2 separate regions of the Homo sapiens genome follow, and region 2 is linked to region 1. The links are chromatin loops, found by intact Hi-C in ENCODE. Cell type or tissue: heart right ventricle. All regions are shown on one strand. Each heading gives the region's core, and the rest is flanking DNA. Links, peaks and the distances in the headings are about the cores only.

Region 1 (11,839 bases), core at 2,650-10,649:
CAAAACAGAGACTGTCAAAGAATCTTGAAATGTCTATTTCAAATGTTTAGGCCAAGAAGTCAACTGGTGTATCACTCTGATCTACTATCCATAACTATTCCACACCAAAATGATAGAAATAAAATTTTAACTTAACCATTCTTGAATTCGTATAATGAGAAACAGTCAAATATGGATACACTCAGTTTCTTCACCTGCAAAATGGAGTTAATAATGCCTACATTACAGGGATGTTGTCAAACCCAAATAGAGAACAAATGTTCTTCAACTTACAATGGGATTTTGTCCCTATAAACTCATCATAAGTTGAAAATATAGTAAGTCAAAAATGCATTTAACACACCTAACCTACCAAACATCATAGCTTAGCCTAGCCTATCTTAAACATGCTCAGAACACTTACATTAGGTTACAGTTGGGTAAAATCATTTAACACAATGCCTATTTTATAATAAAGTGTTGAATATCTCATGTAATTTACTGAATATTATAATAAAAGTGAAAAAATGGGTACTCAGATGGTTTCTACTGAATGAACATTGGTTTCTACTGAATGTGTATTGCTTTTGTACCATTGTAAAGTCAGAAAACTGTTAAGCAGAACCATTCTAAGTTGTGGATGGTTCAACATCTGTATGTTAGGCTATTATGTAAACAGAGCAATATATACTATTGTTATCATTACAATTACCACCACAATAGCCAATTGGTAAATATGAGTCACAAAATAAAAAATACTAGATGAAACCTATTAAATAGGCAGAAACTTAGGTTTGGGGCTCAAGGAATTCAGTGAACTTGCCAAGCCTCTTTCATCCAATTTCTCATCTATTTTTTTTTTTTTTTTGAGATGGAGTCTCGCTCTGTCACCCAGGCTGGAGTGCAGTGGCATGATCTCAGCTCACTGCAACCTCCACCTCCCAGGTTCACACCATTCTCCTGCCTCAGCCTCCCAAGTAGCTGGGACTACAGGCGCCCGCCACCACGCCTGGCTAATTTTTTGTATTTTTAGTATAGACAGGGTTTCACTGTGTTAGTCAGGATGGTCTCGATCTCCTGACCTCGTGATCTGCCCACCTCGGCCTCCCGAAGTGCTGGAATTACAGGAGTGAGCCACTGCGCCCAGCACATCTCGCTATCTTTCAGAAAATCATTGTTATCAGGTTTGGTGCAGTGGCTCATGCTTCTTGTTGCAGCTGCTCAAGAGGCCAAGGTGAGAGGATCGCTTGGGGCCAGGAATTTGAGACCAGCCTAAGCCACATAGCAAAACCCAGTCTCTTAAACATATATATATGAAAAAATATACATTACATCAGGAATTTCAGTTTCCTTCTTTAAAGTATGGGTGGAAAGAAGGGAGTTGAGAGGTTGTAAGGGGAGAAAAAGAACAACAGCAGTAAAAGGCTTAAAGTAATTAGGAAGTCAGATACACCTGAAATATGTAACCCTGTTTTAGCATTTTACAAGTTGTCAAAAGGTAATACAACAATTTTAAAAGTAACGCTAGCAATATTTTTCTTCATTCAAAAGAAAAATACTAAATACAAATATAGTTTCTACTTAGTATGCAACAATCTATCATGAAAAGTGCAATGTCTCCGAGCAATGTCTTCGAGAAATAAGGGTAACATGTGAGTCCCCCTGTTGGAGCGAAGTGGCACAATCTCGGCTCACTGCAACCTCCGCTTCCCGGATTCAAGCGATTCTCCTGCCTCAGCCTCCTGGGTAGCTGGGATTACAGGCACAAGCCACCATGCCCGGTTAATGTTTTTGTATTTTTAGTAGAGACAGGTTTCGCCATGTTGGCCAGGTTGGTCTCCAACTCCTGACCTTAGGTGATCCACCCACCTCGGCCTCCCAAAGTGCTGGGATTATAGGCGTGAGCCACTGTGCCGGGCCTTACTTTCTTTTTTAGGCAGAAAAAGAAGATAATTTTTAACCTGTACCCAAAGGCATAGACAATACAAATGTAATCTATTTTGATGATTGACAATCATAAATATTTACTTAATTTCAACAAAGTCATGATTTTTTGCTCTTTAAACAAAATATAACTGAATCTCTTTAACTTTTATACTTAAAATGATTTAACTTCTCCAAAATGTTTAAAGTTTGAAAAAAAGCCAATGAAGTCACTTCCTGAAGCCATTAATTCATCTTTTTAACACTACTTCTGGTGACTTTAATCCACACACACATTGTACGTGAGTCATACTGATGCTGTGTTATTCAATTCATTATATTTTGAAAAGTACTCTATGGTCAAATTAACTTTGAGAAACACGGTTTAAGCAATTTTATTGTTTGCCCAATTTGAATTTTCGCAGGCTTCTAACAGGATACTTAAATTAATAGATGCTTTTTTACAAATTTCACATATACTCATAGGAAGAAAACAAGCTATCCAGGGGTGTCAGAGATAGGTAGCTGACAGGCAGACAGATGCCAAGAATTTGCTCCACAATTTAAAGGGCTACAATCAGGATAACAGAAGTGTGAGAAACAGACTCAGACAGCTTAAGGGTTTTTGTTGCCCAGAAGGAATACCAATGGAAGGGATACCATTGTCCATTTCTATACCTTTCTGTTCTGAATAGCCATATCCAAGCAGCTTTACTGTGTGAGATTCCTGGAGAATTAGAAGTACTCCCACTTCCCTAGATGATTCATTTGTAATGCCAACTTATGTGTCTGAATGCATGCAAAGGAGGTTGAGGGTCTTCTGAACTAGCGGAAAAAAACTGAAATAACATTATTTTCTGAGAAGGTAATCTATTTTAATCCATACAAATCCATTTGGGCTTTACCATTCTATCCCATATATAAGCAATGGCTGCAGCATCAAAATGTTCCTTAAAATTAGTACATGCCAAACTCTATAAACTTATTTTCAGGCTATGACTTTACTTTTAATAACATAAATGAGTTCAGTGGGACTTATTTTAATTATTTCTGAAACGGTTTATTTTTAGTAAATATAATAGTCCCCCACATGGAAAGCTATAACCATGACAAAAATTTTCTAGGAGGAGATAAAACCCTATTTATAGACCTATCAGTTGCTCCTTGCTTAGGTTGTAACATAGTTTCCACTTTAAGCCTGATATGACCTCCCGGGACTTCTCTGGTCTCTAATAATGTCCCTTTCATCCTGAAGTTTCCCACATTTATCTTTATCTCCCCCAGGTACTTAAGTTAAGCTACTATGGGTTGGGGGAAGGGAGAAGGAAAGAATCTTCTTTGTAAAAGCCATCTCCTACAGAAGAGTTTTAGGTAATTTTCAGGAACTTAAAAAATGAAAGATAGTTCTTCACTTGGTGGGCTTTTTTGGGAGAGAACCTCATAAATATTCAACAATCATCAGGAATACTGCTACACAGTAATCAATGCATATGGGAAATGGAAATGGCAACAAGGCCTACTGGTGTCTTAATCGACCTCTGATTTATCTTAAAGTTTTGCATCTTTTAAAAATCCAACAAGAGTAAAGGTATTTTAATATACAGGATACCACATTCTCTAATCAGAGGAAAGCTAATCAAGGGAGCCAAAATATAAATAAATGTAAGAAATTTTTCCTAAAAATTGTGATCTCAGGGATTAAGTTGTTATTATTGGTGTTGTTTACATTAGCTGCTGGTATCGTTACACTCCTCACTTAAAATGCTAATTGGTGGAATCTCCCCTTCCCAATCTCTGCCTATGACTCCATCAACAATTTTAGAAGGTATAAGTACCTTATTCTAATCCAATGAGCCATTTTCAATTTCCTTTCACTAGCAGTGGCATGACCCATATCCCATCTCACCCCAGCCCTTCCCCACTCCATACTCTGGATAAAATTTTTAATGAACCCTGTTTTTACTGCTCCAGCAAATCCTAACCCCTTTCATCTCTAAACCTCAACAACATTTGCTGGTCTTGGTTCACTCATTTTTTTTTAATCTTAAATACATACTTCTTTTTTGTTAATTCCATGTTTGTAGGTCTTGTATCCTGAATGAGACTGCAAATTGTACTCAACGTAAAGGCCTAGTGGGCAATGACACATCTTATCTCAGCATCATCAGTTGGTCATGCCAACTGACTGGCATATAACAGGCACATAATAAACATTATGGAACTATTTGTTGAGGTGATCTGGATGGCAGAAACAGCATACTACGTATACTTCTCTTATATGAATCTCTCAGAGCACACCACTGGGAAAGCCCAACATAAAGTGTGGCAGAGCTAAATCACAAGCAACTCCTCAAGAGAGGAAGGGAGAAGAACATGAGCATTCATTAATACCAACCCATCTTTCATTAGATTCCCATCAACATTCTCAGGAGCTCAAACAGATGGTGTGAACACAGGATGTACCAAGTGATGGAGCAAGCAATAACATTTCCTCACCGCAAGAAAATTCTTCCACCTTTTCCATCTACCTATATATTACTTAACCTTTAAGGCCTACCTCTTCCTGTCCACCCAATTCACAGTGAAATCCCCTAAGCTCTCCAGTACCTGAGGATGAGTAGCTATTTAGCATTTTCACTTAAAACAAGGGATGGATCCAAACTTTAACAAAAATAATTCAAAATAAACACCAGTAAAAGTCACCTGATTGTAAAAGTTGGCAAACACCAGGAAATACTTCTTTTAATTTTTTTTCAGTTGTTAAACTTATCATATAAAATGTATTTCCCTTTTTAAAAGAAGATATATGGGTTTTCCGGGGTGATCTGAGCTGAGGCATGAGCATGAATGATCAAATAAAACTCTCAAGATCATATCCCAGAGGCAGCATGGCATTGAAGAAAGAACTGAGGTTTGAAAGTGAAACAGACCTACAATCAAATTGCCAAATCACCATTCATTAGCAGTGACCTTGAGCAAGTACTTTAACCCCTCTTAACCTGTTTTGTAATCAACAAATGCAGAATTAAGATGAAAATTAGAAATAATGTACATAAAACACCTAGGCCAGTGCCTTTCTTAATAAATTTCAATTGTTAATGGTTTTGTCTATTGTCATTTTTCTTAGCCCACAACAAATGACAGAAAATGATTTATTGGCAAATCTGACATTTTAGGGCTTCTACTGTAATTTTTTTTTAATTGGAAGTAACCAAAATATTAATAAGAACTCACCTTTAAAAAGCTATTTTCTCTGTGAATTTAAAAGTAAACCGTGGCCAGTTGCAGTGGCTGGTGCCTATAATCCCAGCACTTTGAGAGGCAGAGGAGGAAAGGAAGATTGCTTGAGCCCACGAGTTCAAGATCAGCCTGGGCAACATAGTGAGACTCTGTCTCTATTTTTAAAAAGTAAAAAAAGTAAGATCTGCAGGAAGAGAAACAGAAAGTGTTCTCTTGGGTAAGGTGTATCTATTAAATCAGATGGCTAGGATAATTTACAAGCAAAAAAATAAAGCTCTTTAAGGGAGCGCCTAACAGGATATATATATCCTGTTATTTCTATTGTGTGTGTGTGTGTGTGTGTGTGTGTGTATACATATATAATTATATCATTATAATATGTGTGTATATGTATGTGTGTGTGTGTATATATATATATAGATGGATAGAGATATACCGATATATATATGGTTTACTCCTACCTGGAATTTCTATGATATCTATAAATCTATATAGGTTTATAGATATAGATATCATAGAAATTCCAGGTGGGGATAAACCCAATATTGTAGTATCTATGTCATAGAAAGGCTATGGGTAAAGATAATTTTTTAACCTAATCAAAATTCTGCTCCTCCCTCAAACCAGGGATATTTACCTGATAATCACAAGCCAAAGGGAAAGAGAAAAGAAAATATCTGCCTGTCTAAGAAAAGGGGAATGAGGAAGGGGTGGGCAGAGCTGGCTATAAAGGACGGGAATTTCTTTATGGAGGAAGGAGAAAATTGAATGCTGTACCATCTTCTTTTGCTGCTTTCAGGTGATGGAGGAATCCCTAAGTCATTTACTTGCTCTAGTAGCGGGGCTGTGAAAGAGGAGACAGTAATGTTTGGTCCTCCTACAGGGCAGGATTAAAAGCTGTGAAGGAGTTAAAGAATATCAGAGTGAAAATGCTGGCAGGACTTCTAGGGCCTTTTTAGCCAGCCTAGTGGAATGGAAGAGTCTGGGCATTAGAGCCAGATGGGCCTTCCTTAAGTGACCTTGGGCAAGCTGGACAGCCTCTCTAGCCTACACTTTTCTCATCTGTAAAATTGGGTTAACAGCATTTGCCCTGCAGAGTCATAAGAATTTAATAAGGTAACAAATAAAAACAAACTGCTTCAGAATAGGCACTCAATACAGGTTAAATGCTTTTCCCCTAAACCTCAAGGCTAGCGATAAAACGCCACTGGAATATATAGTGATATACCATACATGCCCATTTTCTCCTTTTCCTCTCATTGTGCATAAAGAGAAGCAAGTCTAAAAAGAGAAAATAACTTTTCCAAGGTTGCAATACTAGTTACTGGCAGAATTGGGGCTAAAAGCCAGTTCCTTCAAGTTCAATGCAATGTACCTCGCCTCATTAGGAACAATCCCTTAGGGATGGGCTCTGAGAGTAGATGCCAACAAGAAAACAAGCTAACTGCAATGTCTGCCATTCCCTGTGATTCAGATACCTAAGAGTTAAACATTCAGTCTCAGCTACAGCTCCGGAGTTGGCTGACTCCTTAGGCACTGAAATCCATTCCTCTACGTGATTGGTTGGTTCCCAAAGGGGTGGGGAAGAGGAAAAGGGAGAAGAATGTCACCCGATCCCCGGGGGTAAACAACAGCAAAAGCATCTGCTCAGGTTTTCAACTAAATCTGTGAAATATTTCTGAACACTTGACCACCAAACTTGAAAAACTGTTAACTTCTGACCTTAATCAAAAAGGTTGTTCTGTAATGACCAGATCCTTAGTAATGCAATCTGGACAAACAAATGCAAAAAGACAGTTTAATATTTCTCTAGCACAAAATTAGTACCCAGTGCTCGTGTGCTCTAGGTGCTTGAAATCGACACTGCCACCAACCCTCCTCCCCCTTTGCCATTACAGAGAGAAACCAGCCTGCTTGCTTCCACCCTACCATTTTACTCGAACTCTGCCATTTCGGAAATATGACAGGACTACACAATCACATTCTCTCCTCTGAGCCACCTCCTTTAAGAGCAGCCCCATCCCCTTGTAACTTTCTGTAATTATGTTAGCACACATGTGCAGGGCAGAGAGAAGGGAGGGTTTGGGGAGAGAGAAACCCAATACCCTGCCAAATCCATTGGGAAGTCTGCCCAAGTTATTAATCCAGGACGGGGCCACTTAACTAAATTAGTTGAGGCAATGCCCTTCAATTGTAGCTAGATTCTTTCCCCAGGGGAGAATGCAGGAAGTGTCTGCCTCCTCAAAATCTTATTACCCCAAACAACTCTTTTTTTCTTCAGAAGTTTCTCTCTCCCATTTCAAAGCTATGTACAAAATACTTTTGTTTTATGCAGAGAATCAGAGAGGCAGCCGCTCTCCCTGAGTACACTACAGGGACTCCACACGACTGGTCAGTAAGGAGCTGCTGAAAAGTGCATTCCCTTTGTTCTTACAGCCACAATGAAATTTTAAAGTCCCAATTATGTAAACCAGGGTGAGGGATGAAGAGCTACAGTTAAACCAAAGAGAAAGCCTCCTGCAGAATGACTAAACCTGGAAGTCCTTTTACAGTCTCAACCAGTACATGAATCAGCTCTAGTTCACCTTAATACGGCACCAGAAACGAGGAGTAAGCCATACCCTCTCCCAGGCCCACCCTAAACAATCTGGAATTGCTGGACAGATCATCTCTCAGAAACTGTGTAGACTACAAATGACCCAAAACCACTCTACACTCACTCAAAGAGGAAAGATTCCTCAATACTGAGCACAAGCAAATCAGCTCCAGGAAGTTAAGTGGCAGAGGCTCCGTATGCCTCCTCTTTGTCTCTATTCTTTAATCCCAAAGCCAGATTTAATCTAAATCATGTTACTAATGCCCTGTGCTAACACAGATGTCTCATTTATAAATCCTAGGGAACATAAGTGACTTAGCTCTCTTTCACAGTAATGCTCAGCAAATTAACTACTCAAGGAGGTTCAGTATGGTTACTAAAAACATAGGCTTCGGTATCAAGCTAACCTAGATTTAAATGCCTGTTCTACCACTTTCCAGCTCTGTGACTTGCTCTTCTCTAAAGCCCAGTTTCTTCATTGGTAAAATATGGCTTCTACTGTCCACCTTATAGAGAGAATGGGTGTTTGCATGTTTGTTTGTTTGTTTGTGACAGGGTCTCACTCTGTTGCTCAGGCTGGAGTGTAGTGGCATGATCTTGGCTCACTACAACCTCTGCCTCCCGGATTCAAGCAATCCTCGTGCCTCAGCCTCCCAAGTAGTTGGGATTGCAGGCATGGGCCACCAAACCCGGCTAATATTTGTATTTTTAGTAGAGACAGGGTTTCGCCATGTTGTCCATGCTGGTCTTGAACGCCTAGCCTCATGTGATCTGCCTGCCTCGGCCTCCCAAAGGGCTGGGGTTACAGGCACAAGTCACCGTGCCCAGCCAGGAGAGTGGTTGTTAATAGTAATGAGGAGTGGGCCGGCCGTGGTAGCTCATGCCTGTAATCCCAACACTTTAAGAGGCTGACGCGGGCGGGTCACCTGAGATCAGAAGCTCGAGACCAGCCTGGCCATCATGATGAAACCGTCTCTACTAAAAATACAAAAATTAGCTGGGAATGGTGGCTCATGCCTGTAATCCCAGCTACTGGGGAAGCTGAGGCAGGAGGTTTTGCAGCAAGCCGAGATCACGCCACTGCACTCCAGCCTGGGAGACACAGAGAGACTCTATCTGAAAAATTTAAAAAAAAAAAAAAAGAGTAATGAAAAGTGGATGGTATGTGCATATGTGCATTAGCACAATACCTGATGCATAGCAAGCATTCAGTAAATAGTACCTGGTACTATAAATTATTATTAAGGACCATAAAACAACTTCTATAAAGGAATAACACGGCCATCTGACAACCTTATTAGCATTCCTGCATCTTACCCATCCCATCATGAATGGTAAACAGCATGAGAATGCCAAAATTTATTTAATGACTATATTGAGCAACTCCTAGGTGATGGGGGAAAAGAGTGAAGGATACAACTTCTCCCTAAAAAGGAGCTCATGTTGGTAGGGGAAGACACAACAAAAAAGAAGGGGAGGAAGAGAAAGTACTGAAAGGGGTCTCAGTATGGAACTACTACCCAGCTTAAGTGTTCCACTGTGAAGGGGCTGGGTTTAGATCTATCTCAGCCGTCAGGGTCATGTTGAATAGATCTGTTAGGGTCATGGGGCAGGAAAATGTCAGAAAGCAAGGCCCATTCTGGAATTCTATACACTAAGAATGAGGGGAGGGGACAGTGAAAATGCACAGTGAGAGAAGGATTTTTATCTTTTCTCTTCACATTATGCTAGGCAAAAATTATAGCAGGCATAGAGTTGACAACCATGATCAAACATTTTCAGGCAGGAACTACAAGATGACTGCTTGTTAGGTTAGTGTAGCAGCACATATTTATTTTTTAGCAAATAGACATGGGGCTCTCAAGGAATTATAATCACGTAGTCATGAAGATACTCACTGGACACAGTGCACTGCACGGGAGGCTGGGAGAAGGGGAGGCCAGAAGGGGCTGGGTTCTGTAAGTCAGTGGCGTGCAAACTCACAAACCAGTGCTCTTGCTCTTTCCTATAAATTTTCATCATCACAATCGCAATCTGTCAAACTCTCAAATACACCTTAAAGCCTGCACTGCTGATGGAGTACAGCAGGGCTTGGCCACTCCTTGGTCATGACAGTACATGTTCTTCAGGAAACAGCTCTGCACTGGGAAAAAAGCACTCCACTGAGAATGAAGGCTCAATATCACAGACTCAGCTTTGCCACTAGCAAGAGCTATAAGAAAATAAGACTATGGATTTGGTAAGTCATCTAACTTCTCTGGAACTCAGTTTCCCCAAATGTAAAACGGGGGTGATATGATTAAATGTAGCGCTGACATTCAATGGCTCAGGAACTGAGGGCCAAGCTGATGTCCTCTACCCAGAGTTCTTGTTTCAGTGTTAGGGCTGACATGCCAAAGGGCCAGGGTATCAAGACAAATGATTACAATTCACTCTCTAAACTAAACTGAAAGTTCTGGCAAAGTAGAAAGCCATCCACAACATTTCTGGTGTACAAATTAAAAAGACTTACATCCTGAGCCATACCACTCATTTTATGAAGGTATCTCTATTCCTTGGAGATTAAATCAAGAAAGTAATTAACAGGAATCAACAGAACAACAGTAAAGTCACCTGGCACCCAGAAGGGCACATTGTTTGCTTGCTAAAGGAGCCCTCCAAACTCTACAGCTGAGAAAGCATACAGGGGCCCTAGAGTCAGCATTCATTCCAAAAACACAGGAATGATGGTTGCTATTTCTGCTTAATAGATCAGGACCTCATAAATGGGTGTCATCTTCACTGGACGAATCATATAGTAAGAAATAATCTTACAAATGCCAGCACTCAACAAACTGGCAGCTCTTTAGAGAGGACTCTCTGGGGACCCAGAGCTGCAGTAACTGAGGGAAATGTATCCAGATTAGATCAGCAAAGGCCTCTCCAGTTCCCCATGAGGTATTGTAGGGGGCAATGGTGCTGGCCAACACACAAGATTTACACAATGAGCTCCCTGAATACTGCACGTGTTCGGGTCAAAAGAGCTGCCACTCTGCTACAAACAATTCATGAAGCAGCAGATGCCAACTGTCCTGTCACCTAGGCCTTTAGCTGCAATTCCTCAAGAAAGCCTGATAGCCTTGGTTTTCATAGTAGTCACCTATTCCTCCCATTTTAAATTAAGGAAAATAATCCTATTTATTGTCTCAGTCTCTTCACCTTTCTTTTCCCAACATAAAAACATGTTTTCCCACCATAAAAAAAAAATATTAAATAAGATGTGGTATATCCACATAATGAAGTATTATTTAGCAATTAAAAAATGAAGTACTGCTATAACATGGATTGTGCTAAGTGAAAACATTATGCTAAGTGAAAGAAGCCAGACACAAGGGACCACATATTCTATTGAGTCTATTTATATAAACTGTATACAGAATAGGCAAAATCTGTAGAAAAGTGGAGACCACTTGTTGCATAGGGCTGGGGAAGTAGTGGGCATAGAGGAATTAAGAAGTGATGATTGGCCAGGAGCAGTGGCTCACGCCTGTAATTCCAGCAGATTCAGAGGCTGAGGCGCGTGGATCACTTGAGGTCAGGAGTTCAAGGCCAGCCTGGCCAACATGGCGAAATGCCACCTCAACTAAAAATACGAAAATTAGGCAGGTGGCATGCGCCTGTAGTCCTAGCTACTTAGGTGGCTGAGGCAGGGGGATAGCTTGAACCTGGGAGGCGGAGGTTGCAGTGAGCCGAGATCATGCTACTGCACTCCAGCCTGGGCAACAGAGTGAGACTGTCTCAAAAAAAAAAAAAAGAAAAAGAAGTGATAACTACGGGGAATGGAGTTTCTTGTGGAATACTAAAAATGTCCTAAAACTGACTGTGGTGATGGTGATGGCTGAATGATTGTAAACATGCTAAAAGCCACACACTTTAAATGGGTGAACTGTACAGTATGTGAATTATATCTCAATAAAGCTGTTTTAAAGTGCCCTTGGAGAGTATATCACCTCCTTTGGGAAGGAAATTTTAATGAGGGAACTTTGATTCTTCTAGCCATCCCTTGTTTCCAAATGCCTGCCTGCTCCTTCCTATCAATGATTCACTTTGCTATTCCCATCC
Region 2 (11,839 bases), core at 2,504-10,503, 230 kb before region 1:
GTAAAAATATATCAAGCACTAATCTACAAAGAAAATCCCAATAAGATTTTTTTAAAGTAATTATAGAAGCTGCCTTCTATGACCATACTGCAATAGAGCTGTAACTTAACAATATAAGGATGATCAATTTTTTGCTCATTTTCTATTTTAAATTAGGTTTTAAAATATGAAGTGTGCAGTTTAATTAATGTTTACTTACTTATCCACCACATAACTACCACTTGATGAAGATACGGAATGTTTCCAGCACTCCAGACAGCTCCCTTTTATTCCCATCCGGTCCATATTCACTGTATATGCTTTCTATGGATGCTGCAATAAATTACCACAAATGTAGTGGCTTAAAACAATACACACTTATTGTCTCACAGTTCTGTAGGTGAGAAGTCTAGGTAAAGCTCAACTGGGTTCCCAATCTTATCTTGGCCTTTTTTTTTTTTTTTTTTTTGAGATGGGGGTCTCGCCACATTACCCAGGCTGGTCTCGAACTCCTGGGCTCAAGCAATCCCTCTGTCTTGGCCTCCCAAAGTGGTGGGATCACAGGAATGAGCCACCATGCCCAACCTTGTCTTAGCATCCAACTACCAAAGTCAAGGTGTTGGATGGCCTGGGCTATTGTCTGGATACTCCAGGGGAGAAACTGCTTCTAGGTGTCTTCATGTCATTGGTAGAACTGACTACTTCTCATGATTTCCAGAACAATGACTCAAGTCCTTGTCACACTTTGAGACTTCTGACTTCCTCTTCTGCCGCATCTCTCTACCTCCAGCCAGGGAATGTTCTCTGCTTCTAAGGGCCCGTATGATTAGATTAGTCCCATCCAGATAATCTCTGTCTTTTAATGTCAACTCATTAGTAACTTTAATTACATCTGCAATGTCCCTCTTGCCAGGTAACATAGCATATTTATAGTTTCTAGGGATTAAGATGGGACATTCTGGGAAACTGTTATTCTGCCTGCGATATCCACTCTTCTGATTTGTCACCATTGATTAGTTTTCCTTGTCCTTGACATTCATATACATAAAATCATACAGTACTCTTTTGTACTCAGAGATATATCTGTGAAATTCATCTGTGTGGTTATGTGTAGCTTTAGTTAATTATTTTTTACTGCAGTGAAATTCCGTTATATACCAAAATGCATTCTTCATTCTAATGATGAACATGCTTGAGGCTATTATAAATAAAGCTGTTATGTATATCCCTGTTAATGTGTGTGATATGGTTTGGCTCTGTGTCCCCACCCAAATCTCACCTTGAACTGTAATAATCCCCAATGTCGTGGGAGGGACCTGGTGGGAGGTAATTGACTCATAGGGGCAGTTTCCCCCATACCGTTCTTGTAGTAGTGAGTAAGTCTCACAAGATCTGATGGCTTTATAAATGGGAATTCCCCTGCACATGCTCTCTTGCCTGCTGCCATGTAAGAAGCCCCTTTGCTCTTTCTTCATCTTCCACCGTGATTGTGAGGCCTCCCCAGCCATGTGGAACTGCGAGTCCATTAAACCTCTTTCCTTTATAAATTACCTAGTCTCAGGTATGTCTTTATTAGCAGCATTAAAACAGATGAATACAGTATGTTTTGGTAGTTTTATACACTCACTTCTCTTGCACATATAGCAAGTAGTAGAATTACAGTTTGTAGAGTGTACATATTTTAGCTTTAATAAACACATCTGAAGTGATTGTATCTATTTTCATTCCCACCAGTAATGGTTAGAGTTCCAGTTGTTCCACATCCTCACCATCATTTGTATCGTCCCTAAAAAATTTTAGCCAGTTTGCTGAGCATGTAGTGATATCTTTGTGATTGTGATTTTAATGTATATTTCTTTGATGACATATGTTTGTTTGTTTGTTTTTGAGACGGAGTTTAGCTCTTGTCATCAAGGTTGGAGTGCAGTGGCACAATATCAGCTCGCTGCAACTTCCGCCTCCTGGGTTCAAGGATTCTCCTGCCTCAGCCTCCCTAGTAGCTGGGACTACAGGTGCATGCCACCACGCCTGGCTAGTTTTTTGTATTTTTAGTAGAGATGGGTTTTCACTGTGTTAGCCAGGATGGTTTCGATATCCTGACCTCGTGATCCGTCTACCTCAGCCTCCCAAAGTGCTGGGATTACAGGCGTGAGCCACAGTGCCCGGCCTCTTTGATGACATATGATACTGGTATCCATGTGCTTATTGGCCCCTTTAATCTCTTTTTTTGTGAGATGCCTGTCCAAGCCTTTTGCCCATTTTTATTCTGTTATTTTTCTTATTGATTGAAGAATTTATTTTTTTTTTACATTGAAGTCTTTTGTCAGATATATTTATCATAAATATCTTCTCTCAGGCTGTGGCTTGAGGCACTAACAATTTCAAGGTGGTCCCTAAACTGATAGTGTCTTACTGATATATACCCTCTTACTGGTATATGTATTTTTAAATTTTTGGTACAATATATATAATATGAAATTTACCATTTTAACCATTACAAAGTGTACAGTTCAGTGGCATTAAGTACATTCACATCGTTGTGCAACCATCCCTACCATCTATCTCCAGAACTTTTTTCATCTTGCAAAACTGAAACTCTCTACCTATTAAACAATAACGCCTCATTCCCCCTTCCCCTATACACTGGCAATCACCATTCTACTTTCTGTTCCTATGAATTTGATTACTCTAAATACCACATATGAGCAAAATTATGCAGTATTTTTTTTGTGACTGATTTCTCTCTCTCTCTTTTTTTTTTTTGAGACAGAGTCTCACCCTGTCGCCCAGGATGGAGTGCAGTGGCATGATCTTGGCTCACTGCAACCTCCGCCTCCTGGGTTCAAGCAATACTCCTCAGCCTCCTGAGTAGCTGGGATTACAGGTCCATGCCACCACACCCAGCTGATTTTTGTATTTTTAGTAGAGATGGGGTTTTGCCATGTTGGCCAGGCTGGTCTCAAACTCCTGACCTCAAGTGATCCACCCGCCTCAGCCTCCCAAAGTATGGGGATTACAGGCGTGACCCACTGCACCTGGCCTGGCTTATTTCACTTAGCATAACGTCTTCAAGGGTAATCCATGTTGTACCATGTGTCAAAATGTCCTTTCTTCTCAAGGCTAACTAATATTGGATATATATATTAGGTTGTTGCCAAGGTCATTATGGTTTTTGCAATTAAAAGTTAAAAATTAAACGAAAACTGCAATTACTTTTGCACCAATCTTTGTTGTACCACAGTTTGTTTATCTATTCATCCATTTGATGCAGGGTTTTTGCTCCTTAGTTCAGCTAAATCCAGGTTTTTGTCTCACGACCAAGAAAAATTAGGCATGCAGACACATTGAAGGGTGAGGTGGGCAGAATTTACTCAGTGAAAGGAAAGCTCTCAGCAAAGAGAGGGGCTCTGCAAGCAGATTTCCATTTCACAAATTGAATACCGGAGCCACTAGACACAAGCTGAAGAGGTCAGGATCCTCCCCTGCATAAAGTGTGAATTTCTGGTAGCTCCACCCCATTCCCCCAGGGCATGTGGGCCTCCAGTCTGCTGTGGGTATGCCCAGGCAAGCTCCCTGTGCAAGTTCCCTTATCTGCATAAAGTGTCTGGTGATTACATCTGGTGATTTCATCTGGTGTAACCTGGGGTGGGTCGGAGTTTCTCCAGGGACCCTTTCCTATCTGCCTCAGCATTTGGCCATCTCCTGCCTCTATCACATTTACACTTGGGTTGCTTCCTCCTTTTAGCTATTGTAAATAGTGTTGCTATAAACACGGGTGTACTCTTACTGGTATATTTTAATGTACAAAATTTCTTAGTGAAGTCCAAGTTATAAATGTTTTCTTCTATCTATCAGTTCTTTTAATGTTGTGTAGAATATTTGCATATCCCTAGATCGTGAACATATCCTCCTCTGATTTTTTCTGTAAGTTTTATTGTTTTATTTTAAGCTTTAAATCTGTCATAATCAGCAATTGATTTTTATGTGTGATGTGAGGAGGGAATCAAGATTCACTTTCTTTGGCTGGGCACAGTGGCTCATGCCTGTAATCCCAACAGTTTGGGAGGCTGAGGTGGGTGGATAACATGAGGCCAGGAGTTCAAGACCAGCCTGGCCAACATGGTGAAATTCCATCTCTATTAAAAATACAAAAATTAGCCAGTCATGGTGGTGCGTGTCTGTAATCCGAGCTACTCAGGTGGCTGAGGCATGAGAATCACTTGAACCTGGGAGGTGGAGGTTACAGTGAGCCAATATTATGCCACTGCACTCCAGCCTGGGAGACAGAGTGAGAACTTATCTCAAAAAAAAATTTCACTTTTTTCCCATATGAATATCTAATTGATCATCACCATTTGTGGCAAAGACCTTCCTTCTCCTACTGCATTGCAGGGTGCCTTTGTTGTAAATGAGGTGGTGGTACAAACACAAGGTTAAACAAATAGACCAACAGAACTTATACAGTTTGTTTCTGGATTCTCTGTTTTGTTCCATTGGTCTATTTGTCTGGCCTTGTGCAATACCATACTCTTAATTACTGTGGATTTACAATGAATCTTTTAGATCTTGTGATGTAAATTTTCCAACTTGTTCTTTATCAAGATTGCTTTTGTTACTCTAGGTCGTTTTTATTTCCATATAAATTTTAGAATCAAATCAACTTGTCAATTTCAATAAAAATATCTGCTAGTGTTTTATTGAATCTATAGATCAATTTGAAAATAATTGAATTCTTGACAAAACTGAATTTTTCAATTCATAGTATCTCTCCAATTATTTAGGTCTTTCACTTATTTTAACAATGCTTTGTAGTTTCAGTGTCATGAAAATTATTTCCTGGATATATTCTTAGGTATTTGATGTGTTCTAATATCATAAATTATTTATTTCATTTTATTATTGTTTGTCTCTTAGTATGAAGAAATACAATGCATTTCTGTATACTGACCTTGTATCCAGGGAGCCCACTAAATTTATTATAATCTAATGGCTTATCCGTAGATTATTTTAGATTTTCTACATGTACAATTACAGTTGAGCCTTGAACAACATGGGTTTGAACTGTATGGGTCCCCTTATATGCAGATTGGAGAAGGGATGAGAGAGAGCGAGAGAGAGAGAAGGAATGAGAGAGAGAGAGAAGTGATGAGAGAGAGAAGGAGAGAAAGAATGAGAGAGAGAGACAGGATGAGAGAGAGAGAGAAGGACAGAAGGAATGAGAGAGACAGGAGAGAAGGAGTGAGAGAGAGAAGGAATGAGAGAAAGAGAAGGAGAGAAGGAATGGGAGAGAAGGAATGAGAGAAAGAGAAGGAATGAGAGAGAGAGAAGGAGAGAAGGAATGACAGAGAGAAAGAGAGAAGGAATGAGAGAGAGAAAGAGAGAAGGAATGAGAGAGAGAAGGACAGAAAGATTGAGGGAGAGAGAAGTAGAGAAGGAATGAGAGAGAGAATGACAGAAAGATTGAGGGAGAGAGAAGTAGATAAGGAATGAGAGTGAGAAGGAGAGAAGGAATGAGAGAAAGAGAATGAATGAGAGAGAGAAGGAGAGAAGAAATGAGAGAGAAGGAGAGAAGGAATGACAGAAAGAGAGAGAAGGAACGAGAAAGAGGAGAAAAGGAATGAGAGAGAGAAGGAATGAGAGACAGAGAGACGGAGAGAAGGAATGACAGAGAGAAAGAGAGAGAAAGAATGAGAGACAGGAGAGAAGGAATGACAGGGAGAGAGAAGGAGAGGAGGAGAGAAACTGACATGGACTCTGGTGGACATTTGTAAAACATCACAGCCACCCAGCACTTGATCGGTAAACTCACTTTCCCAGCCACCAAGAAGCTGGAATGAAGACATAGGTGATCTGCCCTGGGATGGAATTGGAAGCTGACTTGGAGCTGGATGCAGTAACTGATGTGTCCTGATCCCCTTTTGAAAAGAGTATTTTTGTGTGTATGTGGGCTAAAAGGGGTTTATAAATATTATTTTCTGTTACTTTGTTTTGTTTATTTAAGTGTGTGTGTGTGTGTGTGTGTGTGTGTGTGTACTTGCTGATGTTGGGTAGTCAAAGGCTTTGTAGACTTTGGTGATTCTTTTTGCCCAGTAAACACTTTTCCTCCATTTGGGGGCGCTCCCTGCTCTATAGCTCTTGGTGGGATGTGGCAATAGCCTCTGACTACAGAAATCAGATACTCATTCCCAGCCTCTCTTGATGCAGAGATGCAGCCAAACAGATGTACCCATATTAGACTTCAAATCATGAGCTCCCTCCAGAATCTATTCTGGGGATAATGGCAGCAGTTACATCCTGTTTCCAGAGCCAACAGCATAAGAGGCTGTAGTCGTGTATCCAGCATTGGTCACGTTGGTGACAATGGTGCTGAAGTCAGAGCTGTCTGTGCCTACCAGTGCTTCCCACTAAACCACTTTTCAGTGTGATTTTGGGTGCTGTTCCTGAGGGTGTTTCTTCTGGACACAGATTGTATATAGGCCATTTTTCCTTCTCTCCTAGAGAGCTTCTGAGATACCTAATATTTGGTAATACATTGCTTTTCTGATTAAGCTAGTTTGGGTTCACTTTGTTAGCAGCTAGGAATGCTGACTGGTTCAGGAATGAATTAGGTCATAAAATGAAAAGTCCAGCAATGTCCCTGCTTCAGGTAAGGTTGGTTCTAGGTGCTCAACTATATACTAGGACTTTTTTTTTTTTTTGAGACAGAGTCTCACTCTGTTGCCCAGGCTGGAGTGCAATGGTTCAGTCTCAGCTCATTGCAACCTCCACCTCCCAGGTTCAAGTGATTCCTGCCTCAGCCTCCCAAGTAGCTGGGATTACAGGCAAGTGCCACCACACCCCACTAATTTTGTACTTTTAGTAGAGATGGGGTTTCACTATATTGGCCAGACAGGCCTTGAACTCCTGACCTCAAGCGATCCGCCCCCACCTTGGCCTCCCAAAGTGCTAGGATCACAGTCATGAGCCACCGTGCCTGGCCTAGGACTCCTGTCTCTCTCAGGTCTGCTTTCCTCCACGTGGGTTTCTTTCCCAGGAATGACCTTTGTACAACATGGAAAAGATGACCATCAGAGATCTAGATTTGCCTTGTCCTTTAACTAGCAGCCCCAGAGGGAAGGGCGTCCATCTTTCCTACCTATTTCTCCCACAGAAGTCCTGGGAATGGCTCTGCCCAAAGCACCAGCATGGCAGAGGTTCTGCAGTTAGTGTCTGAGAGCCTTAGTGTTTCAGCAATTTTTTTCACAGCTTCCCTAGGTCACAGAAATACTGAACAGTTCAATTACCAAGTGGCTAGGTCCAAATGGTTTGTGAACCTCTGCAATCCACTCATGGGATAGGCCGGCTGAGTCAGGCACCCACCTCTGCAAAGGAGGTGCACCCACACTTCCAGGAAGAAAATTATGATGGGCAAAGTATAAAAGATATCCACCATTCCTCTGTCCTGATGGAACAGCCTTGGCAGGCCTGTGTCTGGTAGATATAAACAGAGTGTGCGCGTGTGATAGGTAGCATATGATCAGCAGAAGAGCTGGCCTGGGTCTGGGGCTCTGTGGAGCGCATCTGGTTTATTTATAGGTTGCTCGTAACCCAACCTGGATCCTATTAAGTAACCTGTAAAAACAAGCCACACCACCGAACATGGAGGTCCAATGCCGATTCATGACCCTGAGAGCTCCATCCTGAGGGGGCGGGCCCGGAACGTGAGTACTGCATTTGGAATGAGGGATGCGGAACCGTGGGAAGGGACAAATCAGTTGCATTTATCTTTCCTTTTTTGCCCAAAAACCCAATAAACACACCTCTTCCTTGTTTAGTTCCTGTGCTCTGAGGGTGAATTGCAGCATGTCTAGAATGAAACTGAGCGGTTGTACTAAACTTGCTGCCTGGCACTGATGTTGCCCAAGGCAGGAAAGCCGGTGAATAGTGTCGCTTTGTAGGCAGGGGGGCAAGGAGGAGTTTGGCGTGGTTTGTACCAACTTGTCAGCATTGTTTATTGATAACAGTAAGACTGATTTTCTCCTGGTGAGACCCCCAGAGAGCTGTGCTGCAGAAGCTAGTTATGTAACAGGAATTTGTGTATGTGACCTGTGAAACATAAAAAACCCCAGCCGAGACTCTCTTTTGGGCCCCTTAGTTCTGTGGTGCTCTGTGCACCTGCCAAGGGTTCTGTATCTGAAAGAGGAAGTGCATTTTGCCATGACCATACAGTAGAGAGGACAATAGAAACCCAAACCGGCCCTGCCAGACCCCTTGCTGTGAGCTGGCCATAGCTGTGATGCACATCTTCTTCTTTTTTTTTTCTTTGGTCTCTGTTGCACAGTGGAGTCCAGTGGCATGATCATATCTCATTGACGCCTCCAACTCTTAGGTTTAAGCGTCCTCCCACCTCAGCCTCCTGGGTAGCTAGGACTACAGGGGTGTGCCACCACACCTAGTTTTTGTTTGTTTGTTTGTTTTGTTTTGTTTTGTTTTTCTTGAGACAGAGTCTTCCTCTGTCACCCAGGCTGGAGTGCAATGGCATGATCTCAGCTCACGGAAACCTCTGCCGCCTGGGTTCAAGCAATTCTCCTGCCTCAGCCTCCCAAGTAGCTGGGATTGCAGGTGTGCACCACCACACCCAGCTAATTTTTTGTATTCTTAGTAGAGATGGGGTTTCATCACGTATGCCAGGCTGGTCTCAAACTCCTGACCTCAGGTGATCCACCTGCCTCAGCCTCCTAAAGTGCTGGGATTACAGGCGTGAGCCACTGCACTCAGCCCAGGCCTAGTTAATTTTTAAATTTTTTGTAGCAATGGGAATCTCATTCTGTTGCTCAGGCTGGTCTCGAACTCCTGGTCTCAAGCAATCCTCCCACCTCAGCTCCCCAAAGTGCTGAGATTACAGGTATGCACCACCATGCCCTGCACACATCCTGACTTTAATGTTAGCTGTAGAGTGCTCCTTTCTCTTCAAGAATCTATAGATTTGTAAGCACTGTCATTTGGAGCCCTATAAATCATTAGCAATAAATCCTGTAACTGGCACTCTTAGTGCAGTCCCTAAGGTTAAAATGACTCGATTCTGTCTAATTGGGCTGAGAAGGACATAGATGTGTTAGTCTCTAGTTTCTCAAGCTAATCCACATGCCATTCTGCTGATAGAGGATTCGCATTCAAAATATCTATAGATATTGCCAGATTCTCATGTCTATCAGTAACGTGTGGACAGGCCTTTTGCACTACACTGTCATCAAAATTCGAGGTGCTCAATCATTTGCATTTTTGCCGTCTGAGAGGTGAAACATTTGATGTCATTGCCTGCACTTGTACTTGGCAAAATCAAGCATGCCAGGAAGGGAGTGTAGCTTGCCTATCTCCCTTGGTTTCCTGAGGAGGTTGCCAGAAGTGTAGTGCTCTCAGCAGCCCCTACGGAGTGAAGAATCCATTATTTCAGAGGAGATCAGAGCAAGCCAGAACTTGTGGTTTTACAATATTTTAGTTTGGGGTCAAGGGTTGATCGGCATTCAAGATTCATTCTTGGGCTGGGTGCAGTGGCTCACACCTGTAATCCCAGCACTTTGGGAGGCTGAGGGGGGTGGATCACTTGAGGTCAAGAGTTCAAGACCAGCCTGACCAACATGGTGAAACCCTATCTCTACCAAAAATATAAAAACATTAGCCGAGTGTGGTGGTGTGTGCCTGTAATCCCAAATACTTGGGAGGCTAAAGCAGGAGAATCACTTGAACCCGGGAGGCGGAGGTTGCAGTGAGCCAAGATCACGCCACTGCACTCCAACCTGAGTGACAGAGCGAGACTCCATCTCAAAAAAAAAAAAAAGATTCGTTCTTGTGACATATAAGGGAATGCTTCTATATCACAGGTACATCCCACCACATCCCACTACTTACTGCACCATCGCACCCACTTGAGGTTTCAGTGCAGCAAGCCTGACCATGCCCTACCACACCTCACACCTTTTCAGATCTGTGGTCCATTTTCTTTCTGTCTGCCTATACTTTTCTTGTTAATTTGTAGACACTCTTTACATATGATGCATATTAACCCACGGTCTGTCACATGTACTGCAAATATATTCTTCAGTCAGTCATTTGCCATTTTACTTTCCTTGTAGTTTTTTTTTTTTTCTATTCAGAGTTTTAAAATGTGACATAGACATTTTCCTTTAGGTACCTGGATTTCATGCCATGCTAAGAAAGGCCTTTATTCATCCAACATTATAAAAATGTCCTACATTTTCTTCTGGTATTTTATACTTTTATGTTTTATGTTATCAAATAAGAAAGGATGCTATTTGTTATATAGTATCATGTTATGTTTGTATAGCTATATGTTATTAATATAAGTGTTCCAGAAATTGTATGAAATTCCTAGAAATCTGATATATCCTGGTATAATGTTATCAGCTTTAATTCCAGTTATCTTAAAATGTCATATACCGCATGAATAACTAAATTTTCTTATGAAAATTCAGATGAACTCTCATGAGATCATTAACCATGGCCATTTTAATTTTTTTTTCATCCACCAAGCAGTTATCATTTACTCTGATGCTTTCCTGAAAGCACTTGCAAATCGCTATGACACAAAACTTCAAGAGATTCATAAAAAAAAGACTCAAGCACAGGTGTCTGATAACTTTTAAATCACACTGTTGAACCCATTAAACTGGGGTTGTTCTTAGCCTTACAGCCCTGTGAATGGGAGCTGGATGACTTCATAGAGACTTCAGAGAAATTGCTACAACAGTTTATACCTGGACAACCTTGGTGCCTGAGGCTGTGTTGGCCACACAGAAAGTTCACCAGAAACCTGATGATATCACCAGAGACATCCAAGCTGCAAGCCGGGAACACCCATCGGATTGAAACTGCCACACCAGAAGAAGAAAAAACAAATGCTATTTCTATATGAATACATCAGGAATAGATGCCCAAATCTGGGATCTTTAGAAATATAAAAGGCCAGGTCCAGGTGCTCCACCAGACGTGGGAAATACCGTCGACTGATCTAGTTAAATCAAGAGATTAAATCTCGGCTCTTGGGGACCCTAGTTTCAGGGTACTTTCCAAACTCTTGGCATTATCCTGTCATTAGTCCTACTGATAACATTTCCTATATGTTGCTTCTCTCAAGAGTCTTAAATGCTTGTGAGCAGCCACTGACTCATCACATGATCTCAGGAGGATGGAGGAACAAAAACTGCTTCAGTTGGAATTGTCAAAAAAAGAAAAAAGCCTACTGAAACTCTGCTTCACAGTCTTCAGACGGCCATGGAGACAAAGACATGTGGAAACCGAGTGTAGCGCTAAGCAGTGGGTCACACTCTGAGTCCGACTGAGAGAATGACCCAAATTGGGCAGTTGTTAAAAAGAAACAGGAAAATAGATGACCAGGTGTGGTGGCTCACACCCGTAATCCCAGCACTTTGGGAGGCCGAGGTAGGTGGATCACTTCGCCAACATGGTGAAACCCCCTCTCTACAAAAAGTACAAAAAAATTAGCCTTGTGTGGTGGTGTACGCCTGTAATCCCAGATACTCCGGAAGCTGAGGCATGAGAATCACTTGAACCCAAGAGGCAGAGGTTGCAGTGAGCTGAGATCGCGCCATTGCACTCCAGCCTGGAGTATAAGACCCTGTCGAAAGAAAGAACAAAGAAAGAAAGAGAAAGAAAGAAAGAGAGAGAGAGAGAGAGAAGGAAGGAAGGAAGGAAGGAAGGAAGGAAGGAAGGAAGGAAGGAAGGAAGGAAGGGAAAGAGGCCCTGAGCCGACTAGCTATGGCCATGTAACTGAAACAGAATTGATCCTGATTTCCCCTCAAATGCTGGTTCTAATCACAAATAAAAATTAAGCTTTTCTTCC

Evidence for each region. Peaks named below come from ENCODE experiments on the same cell type or tissue, not always from the same donor. Only the 100,000 strongest peaks of a DNase experiment are listed, where the experiment ranks them.
Region 2: it touches region 1 in a loop (2.4-fold over the local background); 12 of 110 quality-filtered maps call a loop at or near these places.

What each region holds. Positions count from the first base shown.
Region 1 is chr22:35,908,014-35,919,852 of GRCh38, forward strand. All of the region lies in intron 2 of RBFOX2 (RNA binding fox-1 homolog 2), which reads right to left. Among named protein-coding and RNA genes, the nearest start is that of RBFOX2, 110 kb to the right of the region's middle. RefSeq lists an enhancer at 8,364-9,043. In heart right ventricle, for the core only: no CTCF peak of the experiment used is centred there; a DNase peak (open chromatin) is centred at 6,698; H3K4me3 peaks cover 2,022 bases; H3K27ac peaks cover 8,000 bases.
Region 2 is chr22:35,678,336-35,690,174 of GRCh38, forward strand. No RefSeq gene overlaps it. Among named protein-coding and RNA genes, the nearest start is that of APOL5, 34 kb to the right of the region's middle. RefSeq lists an enhancer at 1,188-1,477. In heart right ventricle, for the core only: a CTCF peak has its summit at 6,096; a DNase peak (open chromatin) is centred at 6,151; H3K27ac peaks cover 637 bases.